Linked DNA regions of Homo sapiens: region 1 is linked to region 2. A link is a contact called in ENCODE Hi-C data. All regions are on one chromosome and are shown on one strand. Each heading gives the region's core, a stretch centred on a gene start or an enhancer-like site at or near the end of the contact. The rest is flanking DNA. Distances are from core to core; before and after follow the strand shown.

What was found. Hi-C counts contacts between places; a loop is a spot of excess contacts on that map. Pooled maps may share reads with other maps.
Region 1: a pooled map shows a loop between it and region 2 (9-fold over the local background). The contact joins the promoter of CXCR4 here to the promoter of SPOPL in region 2. A Hi-C loop is called at or near these places in 6 of 50 pooled maps.

What each region holds. Positions count from the first base shown.
Region 1 is chr2:136,116,073-136,122,238 of GRCh38, reverse strand. It overlaps CXCR4 (C-X-C motif chemokine receptor 4), which reads left to right and starts at 4,090. Exons shown (of 2, transcript NM_003467.3): 1 at 4,090-4,193. The coding sequence starts at 4,179. RefSeq lists an enhancer at 5,099-5,168 and a silencer at 5,299-5,468.
Region 2 is chr2:138,498,588-138,504,119 of GRCh38, reverse strand. It overlaps SPOPL (speckle type BTB/POZ protein like), which reads right to left and starts at 2,350. Exons shown (of 11, transcript NM_001001664.3): 1 at 2,001-2,350. SPOPL-DT (SPOPL divergent transcript) reads left to right here and starts at 2,425. Exons shown (of 2, transcript NR_187149.1): 1 at 2,425-2,801; 2 at 3,240-5,532. RefSeq lists silencers at 1,665-1,714, 1,915-2,454.

The DNA of each region.
Region 1 (6,166 bases), core at 2,841-5,340, 2.4 Mb after region 2:
ATTTGTTCCACCTAACACCAGCTTGGAAATAGTTGACATTTGATACCATTGTCTCTTTGAGATTTGTAACCCTGTGTTAGAATTACTTGCGCCTTGAGAAATAGTCTCCGTTTTTGTTTTTTTTTTTTAATCACTTAGGAAAACATTAACTTTCTCTAAGTATCCCTTACTACTGTCAAGGAAGTTTGCACTTTTTTCCTCTTTCAGAAACAAAAGCGATCAATTTTTTTAGAGACAGGAGAGGGGCCAGCGAAGGAACCAGAAGACCCTGTGTATTCTGAAGGCCTTTAATGCCTCCTGCCATCCACCTCCTCCTGGCACCTCCTCCTTTCTCTAACCTCCTGCCATCCACCACTGGGAAAAGGTCTGTTCCTAAGCTTTCTGCCTAGCTAACATGAAGCCAATTTAGGGACAGAGTACAGCTTTTCATCACACACACACAGATACACACACTCACACACAAATCAACCAGCTGCAGAGCGAGCAACAGGAGGTGGCAGGATGCTTGCCACTGTGTCACTGGATTTGTAAGCATCCCCTCCAAACTGTGGCCAAGGCTAGTTATTCCCTGGGCTAAAGCCAACCTGAGAAGTTGGGGACCCTGCCAAATCCCTGACAGCCCCTAAGCCTGACTCTGTTGCCAGAGCCACACAGGAAAGTCATTCATTCTTTTAAGAAAGGTTCAGTAAAAGATTAAGGAGCCCAGTATTTGTTCAGCAATGGGCTAGCTGGATAGAGGATATCTGGGCATTCACTTTAAGGAACCTAAAATATTGGAGGGATAGGAGTATGACATATACTCATTTAAAAGTTGAGTAACATCACAAGGGATGCCACTCAAAGCAGTATGTACGTAAATGCCAAATGACCTGGGCTTCAGAGCCAGACAGACTGGGTGCAGATCCTCATTCCGGGGTCACAGGCCAGTTCCTCATCTTTCCAGACCCTAATTTCTTTACCATGTAATAAAAGTAATGGCACCTGCCTTGTAGAGTTATTGAGGGGATTATATGAGGTCAGTTGCACATAACAAGCGCTCAGTAAATGCTTGAGTTTTGTTTGTTTTTTAAAGAACATCATAGAATAGTTGAGAATAAGGTTTAGGTAGCCCAGTGGAAATAGAAGTTTAAGATTAGCCCATTGGAAAACAAGCCTTCCTTGAAAGGGGAAAGGACTATTGTGAAAAAAGTCTGACATCTTAGTAGATACTTTAGAAGTGGAAACATACATGAAGGAGGCCTTCTGATTCCCTTTTTGTCATACAATTTGTTGGCTTTTTTATGAATATGAAAATGATTCATGTCTATTACAGAAAATCTGGAAAGCATAGAAAAACCCCAGGAAGAAAGCAAAAATCAAATATAATTCTGCACCAAGGAAAACGCCTATAAACATTTTGGTTTTCCTCCCTATATTTTCCAAATGCATATTTTAACATAACTGAGATCACACTATATACACAATTCTGAATCCTGCCTTTTGCACTTAATGTTTCATAAGTATTTCCCCATGTCACTAAAAATTCTTCACAAATAACATTCGCGATGTCCATATGGAATTTCAGATGTGGATGAACCAAAATCTTGTCAACTATTCCACTAACAGTGGTTATTTAGGGATGTTCAGACATTTCACTATTTAAAAAAAAATGTTTCCACAAATACCTTTGTGGCATAAGTTTTTATGAGTGGAGTTACTGTTCTGAAGTTCCTGCTGAATAGAAAATGCTTTCCAGTGAGGCTGTCCCAAGCCACATTCCCATCAGTGACAAGCGAGAGACAGCTGGTCTTTTCAAATCCGGAGACCAAATATTATCTTTGAAAAAAAATGGATTTTTGCCTAATTTGGTAGTCACCAAATAGCATCTCATTGTTCTTTTAATTATCTGCTTCCTTTTAGTAGAGATCCCTAAAAAGATCTGAAAGGAGTCTTCAGATAAAGGAAGGAGCTTTCTTTTGTCTGTCTACAATCAACAAATATTTATTATGCAAACCATTTTGCTCCGAGTTTTCTCCTCTTTCCCTTTTTGGACAGATTTGGGAGATCTCACCTTTCAGGTTTTAGACATCGTGCAGGGAGGAGTTTTGAGGTAGGGTGCAGCTTACGGTCCAGGATAAAACATACTGATTCTGCCACTACCAGGCTTTGTGAAAAGCAAGTCATGAAAACGCTCTGAAATTCTAGACCTTCAGTAGATAGGATCTACCGTGTCTATAAAAATATGAAGATCCTTAAGTTTTATTAAAGATTCGAAAAAAGTAAAAGTGTTTTTACGGTTTTATTTTCATTTTTATTTCTTACCGTTATCGTTTATTATAAAGGATATTATAAAGGATACAGATGAAGAGATACGTAATGCAAGGCCTGTGAGAAGGGGCGTGGAGCTTCCGAAACCTCTTCCAGCCACCACCCTCCAAGAACCTGGAGTTTCTTTTTTTTTTTTTAATTCTACAAATGTAATATTAGAATTGATTTTATCTGGCCATTAGTGTGTGTCCTAACTCGTTCGTTTCTGAGAGTCCCATCTCCCGGCCCGGATATCATCTTTCCTGTGTCAGTGAAAGTGCAGAGTAGATGAGAACCTTTAACCACCAACATTAGGGAGGGGTCCCAGACAAAGGGGGAAAGTCATGCTCTGTAGAGAAAAGGTTCCCTGCCTCCGAACTACCTCTGGAACACTCCAGACTGAAATGTTTCCTCTTTTGATATAGAAAAGAGGGATCGTGTGTAGAGTGCAGTCTGGGCAATCCCTCTCCTCGGGACCATTTCGGGGTGGGGGCCTCTGGGGTCCGTGTCGCGACGCACGCGCCTCGGTCCCAGCTATCTCCGCAGCGGCCACCCCGCCTGCGGACGCAGTTTCTCGGCCCCGCCCCACACTCGCTCCCCCGCCCCACCCAGTCTCCGCGCCGGAGGGAAGTGGCGCGAGGGGGAAAGCACTGTCTGCGCGCCCACTGCAAACCTCAGCCAGTCTGAGATCGCTTTAAACGTCTGACCCCCACCCCCACTCCGCCCCGCCCAGTTCTTCAACCTAATTTCTGATTCGTGCCAAAGCTTGTCCTCTGCTCAAAATCGTGGAAGACGCCGAGTATGGGGACCGAAGACCTGGGTTCAAGCCCGGCTTGGAATCCCTGCCCATCCCTGGCATTTCATCTCTCCGGGCTTATTTGCTGGTTTCTCCGAATGCGGGCCTTGTCTGGTTCACGCTGGATCCCCAACGCCTAGAACAGTGCGTGGCACGCAGTTCGTCCTTCTATAAATATCGGACTAAATGCATCTCTGTGATGGTAATACCCACACGGTGTTGTGAGAATGAATGAGTGATTCTGTGCAAGTTCCTAGTGATCTGTTACAAAAAGTACTGGTCGCTAAATTACTCTTATAATAAAGCATACTTTTAGGATAATAAAGCACTATTCGCGAATTGGTTACCGCTATTATGAAATTACTGAGCAATACATATCTACATCTGATCAGTCTCCAGAATTATGCCAAATCCTACCTTCTTCTGAAAGTATCTCCTAATTATCTGCACCTGACCCTAGTGATGCTGTGAATGTGCAAGTATAGCTACATCCTCCGAAGGAAGGATCTTTACTCCTTTTACCTCCTGAATGGGCTGCGTCTGCTGAAAGCGCGGGGAATGGCGTTGGAAGCTTGGCCCTACTTCCAGCATTGCCGCCTACTGGTTGGGTTACTCCAGCAAGTCACTCCCCTTCCCTGGGCCTCAGTGTCTCTACTGTAGCATTCCCAGGTCTGGAATTCCATCCACTTTAGCAAGGATGGACGCGCCACAGAGAGACGCGTTCCTAGCCCGCGCTTCCCACCTGTCTTCAGGCGCATCCCGCTTCCCTCAAACTTAGGAAATGCCTCTGGGAGGTCCTGTCCGGCTCCGGACTCACTACCGACCACCCGCAAACAGCAGGGTCCCCTGGGCTTCCCAAGCCGCGCACCTCTCCGCCCCGCCCCTGCGCCCTCCTTCCTCGCGTCTGCCCCTCTCCCCCACCCCGCCTTCTCCCTCCCCGCCCCAGCGGCGCATGCGCCGCGCTCGGAGCGTGTTTTTATAAAAGTCCGGCCGCGGCCAGAAACTTCAGTTTGTTGGCTGCGGCAGCAGGTAGCAAAGTGACGCCGAGGGCCTGAGTGCTCCAGTAGCCACCGCATCTGGAGAACCAGCGGTTACCATGGAGGGGATCAGTGTAAGTCCAGTTTCAACCTGCTTTGTCATAAATGTACAAACGTTTGAACTTAGAGCGCAGCCCCTCTCCGAGCGGGCAGAAGCGGCCAGGACATTGGAGGTACCCGTACTCCAAAAAAGGGTCACCGAAAGGAGTTTTCTTGACCATGCCTATATAGTGCGGGTGGGTGGGGGGGGAGCAGGATTGGAATCTTTTTCTCTGTGAGTCGAGGAGAAACGACTGGAAAGAGCGTTCCAGTGGCTGCATGTGTCTCCCCCTTGAGTCCCGCCGCGCGCGGCGGCTTGCACGCTGTTTGCAAACGTAAGAACATTCTGTGCACAAGTGCAGAGAAGGCGTGCGCGCTGCCTCGGGACTCAGACCACCGGTCTCTTCCTTGGGGAAGCGGGGATGTCTTGGAGCGAGTTACATTGTCTGAATTTAGAGGCGGAGGGCGGCGTGCCTGGGCTGAGTTCCCAGGAGGAGATTGCGCCCGCTTTAACTTCGGGGTTAAGCGCCTGGTGACTGTTCTTGACACTGGGTGCGTGTTTGTTAAACTCTGTGCGGCCGACGGAGCTGTGCCAGTCTCCCAGCACAGTAGGCAGAGGGCGGGAGAGGCGGGTGGACCCACCGCGCCGATCCTCTGAGGGGATCGAGTGGTGGCAGCAGCTAGGAGTTGATCCGCCCGCGCGCTTTGGGTTTGAGGGGGAAAACCTTCCCGCCGTCCGAAGCGCGCCTCTTCCCCACGGCCGCGAGTGGGTCCTGCAGTTCGAGAGTTTGGGGTCGTGCAGAGGTCAGCGGAGTGGTTTGACCTCCCCTTTGACACCGCGCAGCTGCCAGCCCTGAGATTTGCGCTCCGGGGATAGGAGCGGGTACGGGGTGAGGGGCGGGGGCGGTTAAGACCGCACCTGGGCTGCCAGGTCGCCGCCGCGAAGACTGGCAGGTGCAAGTGGGGAAACCGTTTGGCTCTCTCCGAGTCCAGTTGTGATGTTTAACCGTCGGTGGTTTCCAGAAACCTTTTGAAACCCTCTTGCTAGGGAGTTTTTGGTTTCCTGCAGCGGCGCGCAATTCAAAGACGCTCGCGGCGGAGCCGCCCAGTCGCTCCCCAGCACCCTGTGGGACAGAGCCTGGCGTGTCGCCCAGCGGAGCCCCTGCAGCGCTGCTTGCGGGCGGTTGGCGTGGGTGTAGTGGGCAGCCGCGGCGGCCCGGGGCTGGACGACCCGGCCCCCCGCGTGCCCACCGCCTGGAGGCTTCCAGCTGCCCACCTCCGGCCGGGTTAACTGGATCAGTGGCGGGGTAATGGGAAGCCACCCGGGAGAGTGAGGAAATGAAACTTGGGGCGAGGACCACGGGTGCAGACCCCGTTACCTTCTCCACCCAGGAAAATGCCCCGCTCCCTAACGTCCCAAACGCGCCAAGTGATAAACACGAGGATGGCAAGAGACCCACACACCGGAGGAGCGCCCGCTTGGGGGAGGAGGTGCCGTTTGTTCATTTTCTGACACTCCCGCCCAATATACCCCAAGCACCGAAGGGCCTTCGTTTTAAGACCGCATTCTCTTTACCCACTACAAGTTGCTTGAAGCCCAGAATGGTTTGTATTTAGGCAGGCGTGGGAAAATTAAGTTTTTGCGCTTTAGGAGAATGAGTCTTTGCAACGCCCCCGCCCTCCCCCCGTGATCCTCCCTTCTCCCCTCTTCCCTCCCTGGGCGAAAAACTTCTTACAAAAAGTTAATCACTGCCCCTCCTAGCAGCACCCACCCCACCCCCCACGCCGCCTGGGAGTGGCCTCTTTGTGTGTATTTTTTTTTTCCTCCTAAGGAAGGTTTTTTTTCTTCCCTCTAGTGGGCGGGGCAGAGGAGTTAGCCAAGATGTGACTTTGAAACCCTCAGCGTCTCAGTGCCCTTTTGTTCTAAACAAAGAATTTTGTAATTGGTTCTACCAAAGAAGGATATAATGAAGTCACTATGGGAAAAGATGGGGAGGAGAGTTGTAGG
Region 2 (5,532 bases), core at 1,101-3,600:
ATTTCAAACTTTTACTATTTAAAACAACACAAAAGTAATATCTATTCAGATCTTTTAATGTGAGTCCTTTAAAAATGTAATAAGTAAGCAACAGTGCACAAGAGGTAAGCAAATACGGCAAAAACTGTCAGCATTTTTTAAAGTGAGTAAAATTCTGTAAACACCAAGCCAAGAAGACATGTGAATATGAATGAACATAACACATTAAGAGAAAACGGCCACCAGTCTTCTGAAGGAAGACAAGCCAAAGCTCTATCTCGAGTAGTGATTGAAGATAAAGGTCAGATGAGTATGAAGAATACCACCAGTTTTGAGTATTTAACTTACAGTACTAAAACTTTTATCTGTAAAATCTCATTTTCCAGTATGATGAATCTGTTATACACAGTACTTTCACTTTGTTTATTCTCAAAACAAAGGTAAAATTGTAGAAGTTCCAAATAGACATCTGAAATAAGGACTGACCTATCTGTAGCTTGGTAGTTAGCTGCCTTGAAAATGGTGGGCTAAAACCCTGTAGTTTTCAAATCAGAAGGAATTAATTTATACAATAACAAATTATACATGCTATCTATATCAAAAAAGGTTGTTAAATGTCAAAGAATAAGAAAGTAGCTTTCCATTCCCACCTTCCTGTCTTAGAATTAATCTACCCACAAGCCAGATCAAGTCAAACCAAGAAGTGATGATAGCATTTATCAGATATTTGCCCTGTGCCAGGTACTGTTTTAAGTACTTTACTTGTATTTACTTGTGCAATTACTAGCACCATCCTGTGATGTCATATCATAACCCCATTTTACAGCTGTAAGTATACTGAGGCGAAGAAATATTAAGTAACTTCCCCAAAGCCAAAGCTGGTAGATGGCAGAGCAAGGGTTTACACCCTGGCAACTATATACTAGTCTGAGCTCTAGAGAAGAGTTCTTAACCACTAGGCAACATTTCTCACAAGAATGATGAAATGGTAATTTGAAATATTCCACCAATCTCATCGTGGCAGGAGAGATGTAATTTTTCAAGGTATGAACCTTTTACCTCTGTCAGTTTCTAGTCCAAGAAACAGTGGATTCAATTGCAAGTGGGAAAGTGAGTACCACAATGGGTCAAACTAGGCCCAAGATTATTCAAAAATAGACAAAGCATCAGAAGCCTGGAAAGAATCACTGAATGACAGAGTTCAGTCAGGAAAGAGACAAGCGAAAGTTAGGATAAGCAGATGGTGAATCTTATTTCTACTGGGTTGTGTGACTGCTTTGAGAGAGAAAATGCTACCTTCCCTTTTCTTTTATGTTGAATCAATATACAAATACATTGACTCAAAAAGAATTAGGAAAAAGGAGAGCAGCAGGAATACAAGTGGGCTCTTTGAAGACTTGGACCCCGAACCGCGCGGTTAGCTTGATGTACTCTGGTATAAGTGAGCAAAAATGTATTAGAAAGCAGGTTAAAGAGAGGTTAAAGGCATGACCACCGGACTGGAGGTAGTGAGCGGTCTGCGAAGCTGAGAACTCTGCCTAAAATGGGCTAACAGGGACGAGAGTTTCAAGTGTCTGTATTTGGGATGAGGAGGTATGAAAGTGGACGCTGCGCGGTGGCAGAGCATGCAGTTTCTGCCTTTGGGCAGCACTCAGGTAAAAAGGGGCAGGTGTGGAGGTATACAGGTATAGAGGAGGAGAGAAGCCAGAGGAAAAGAAGGGGCGAGGCCCGGGGGTAAAACTAAAGGGGATCCTGGAAGGTGGAGGCTGGGAAATCAAGGAGGGATTGGGGGCAACCCCGGGGAAAGTGGTGCCGCCGCGCGAGGGAAGGGCGGTCCGGGGGCGTGGGAGGTAGTCCCCAGAGCAGGCCGGAGCTCGCCGCCCGAGCAGGGGTCCGGGACCCAGAGAGCAGAGGGCGCAGTGAGGCGCGAGCAGGAGGCCGCCGGTCTACGGAGAGCCGGGGGAGGGGAGCAAGCGCCTGGGGCTGCCGCGGGGACTGGGGGGAGGGGAAGGGGCGCCTACCTGGACGTGCTGGGCGGCAGCGGTCAGTCCTGGTGGAGACTCCTCTCCCGCTGAGGCGGTGGCCGTGTCCGCCCTGGGAGCCCGAGGCTGCGGTGGTGGCAGCAGGGGTGATGGCGGCAAGTCCCTGTGGCGGCCGCCTCCGCCGAACCGCATCCCTCCTCCCCGACCCGCCCTCCTTCCCTATCTCCCGCTCCTAAACTTCTTCCCCGGGATAAACAAACCCGCCGCCAGGGGCGGCCACCTCCGCCACTCCCGCCCCCGCGCAGCCCCCACCCCCCCGCCGCGGGCCCGTCTGGGCTCCGGCTTCCGAGTTACGACTCCAGCCCCGGCTCCAGCCCGCGAGGGCGCGTGCGCGCGGCGGCGGCGGCGGCGGCTCCTGGGCCCTTGCTCCCTCCTACAGCGCCGGGCACTTCCGGGCGGGCCCGGATTTGCCGCCGCGCTTGGGAAGCCGCCACCGCCGCCGCTGCTGCATGGCACTAGGCTCCCGGCGGGGCAGGTTCCGCAGCCGGCACCGCTCTGGCTAGGCGCACGGAGGCGCCTTGCTTAGTCTGACCCTTATTTGGCCAGGCGTAAAACTTGTCCTGCCTAAAAGCCTACTGAGACCTCCTAACTGGTCTAATCCGCGGGAGACGCCAAAGGCGGCGGCCGTTTGTGCGCACAGGATTTTTCTTGGAGCTGTAGCAGTCTAGGAAGCCAGGGTGGAACTTTTGCTAAGCTCCCGTTGTAAGCCCAGAGCTGTAATAACTGCTGAGACACAACCAGCAGTATACAGGCTCCAGTTGGAAATCGAGAACTTTCCAGGTAGATGAAGTGCCCCATGGAGCAGTTTTCAGGTGGAGGGGATGAGGCTCAGCTGGAAGTCTCAGGCCAGAAGGAGAGGCTGCCGAGGGGCGGCCAGGGATGCCTAGGAAGTGAGCGCAGAAGACCAGGCGGCCTCCTGGGACCGCACGGTGGGAAATAAAGCTGCACCTGCACAAATGTGTGAAGAGAGGATGGGATTGCCTTGTCTCTTCGGACATTTAGTTTAAAAAGGGGGTGACAACTGAACTTTTTATTCCCCACGGCCATGGGACAAAGATACTTAATCGAGCTACCAGGAGTAAACTTCTTTAAAGAAGTTTGGGGGACCAACAATCCCGGCTTTGCCAGAACAGACATGAACGTCATTCAAGGATCCCAACTCTTTTTGCTTTAACTGTGCATACGTCAGCAATTTTTGTTTTGTTTTGTTTTTGACAGGGCTGTCACCCAGGCTGGAGTGCAGTGGTGCCATCACAGCTCACTGCAGCCTCGACCTCCTAGGCTAAAGTGATCCTCCCAACTCAGCCTCCCGTAGCTGGGACTACAGGAATGTGCCACGCCCAGGTAATCTTAATTTTTTGTGGAGACGAGGTCTTGCTATGTGGCCCAAGCAGATCTCGAACTCCTGAGCTCAAGGGATCCTCCCACCTTGGTCTCCCAAAGTGCTGGGATTTGCAGGCGTGAACCACCACACCTGGCCATAAACCAACTTCTCATTGCTTACCTGGCTTTCCAAGAAAAGAGAGAGGGCAGAGGGAAAATATTTATTATTTTGCTATGTACTGAGTATTCTAAGCATGGACTTGTATCGTCTCTGTTCTCTCAACAACCTCTCTAAAACTTCAACGTAGAAATTTCCATCTTAAAATTAAGCGACAAGAACTAGAAATGGCAAGTAATTCATCCAGAGGTTACTGGGATTTGAATACTGGACAGGCAGATCCCCCTCATTTCAAATTAATACTACATTAGCTGTCTTTTTTATTTCTTTTTTCTTTTTGTTTGTTTGAGACAGGATCTCGCTTTGTACGCCAGGCTGGAGTGCAGTGGCGCGATCCTGGGTCACCTCCCAGATTCAAGCAATTCTGTGCCTCAGCCACCAAGTATCTGGGACTACAGGCGTGAGCCCGGCTAATTTTTGTATTTTTAGTAGAAACAGAGTCTCACCATATTGCCCAGGCTGGGCTCAAACTCCTGGCCTCAAGTGATCCTCCCACTTCTGCCTCCCAAAATGCTGGGATTAGCACCTGACCTTACGTTAGCAATCCTGTTGACTTATTTAAGACAAAACGTGCTTTAAGACAAAATCTGTGCCAAAGGTTTTCAGATAAAGATAAAATTAGCAATGTAACCATAAAATTCAAAGTTGCCTTGGGCTGAGTTGGTAGAATGTTTATGCAGATCAAGGAACTCCAAAAGTTAAAAAACAGAAGTGGAAGTGAGCATTAGGGAATGGGGAAAGAGTTGGTGGAGAGAGGAAATATTTGTGTAAACATTTAACCATCTCCAAACACCAGCAAAGAACAGTTGAAACGATTTGCTATACTCACTGTCCACCCGTGTTAACTTTATGGTATGTGACATACAGCAAAAATTACATGTAATTTTTGACTAAGCCTTTTAGCTCTTTCAATCCCTTCGTAGTATGTCACCCCCTCTCTTCCCATAATTAAAAATTATAAGACACCTAGTAAATATAATACACTCATAGAATTAAGTTATAAGTCCATCAAGTACATTTCCAATTGGAAGTTAAGAGTGATGCTGACCCTTCACAGTTGACTGGGCTGAAGTTGGGAACTGATTCAATAAACTTCCACCACAAGGATGTCAAATTGCTCCTCAGGGTATTCTCAGAGAGTCTTTTCCCTAGGCTTGATCTCCTTACCCTAAGTGTTAGGACACACCATTCCTCTCTTGCTTGCAGTATTCAATGACTTTACCCACTAATAAAATGATAGTAAATAGTAAGAGTGAATATGGCTTGTAAGTAATGCTAACAAAACTGTGATGGCTTAGCAAAGTAAAAGATGGTTTTATGGTCAGTAAGTTTGGATTAAAGCTTACTAAAGCTTGATGCTTTGTTACCAGTCTGCTAAAGAACTACCTTCTTAATTTGATTTCCTACTTACTGGATACCTATTGGAAAACTAGAGAGATATGATAGGCTTTCATTTATTGCTGCCGTAAATAAATTTTTAAAATAGAGAAATAACAGCTTTGTCATTAGTGTAGAGCACAGTTTGCCTCTGCTAGGTCAGTATTGGGCTTGCTTCGTTTAAGTCATTAACCATTAGGATCACCCAACTTGTCCTGCCTAAAAGCCTACTGAAAAAACATGCATATAACTTTTGCATATTTATTTTGCTACTTATTGTTGATTTTCTATAGGAAACTATTTATACTCCTCAGTGTATATGGCCAACTTGGAAGTTCTACTTCCTATAATTATGTCAGCAGTTAGTGAAGATGATCAAAACAGCCATTCTGAATTTAATAAACAGATGAGCCTCAGACTCTGGATCTCCATGACCCAACCCTATGAGGCTCTGCCTGAAGAACCAATCAAGCTTCCCACTTTGATATTTTAGTGACTGTAGCATCTTGTTCCTCTTCTAAATTAAACACCACAGATGCTCCCATTTCATGGCTGTGTAGGCACGATGGACTCACCACTGCCTTCCATACCACCACCTGGTTTATACAATAATTTTCCAATTCTAGTTGTCCA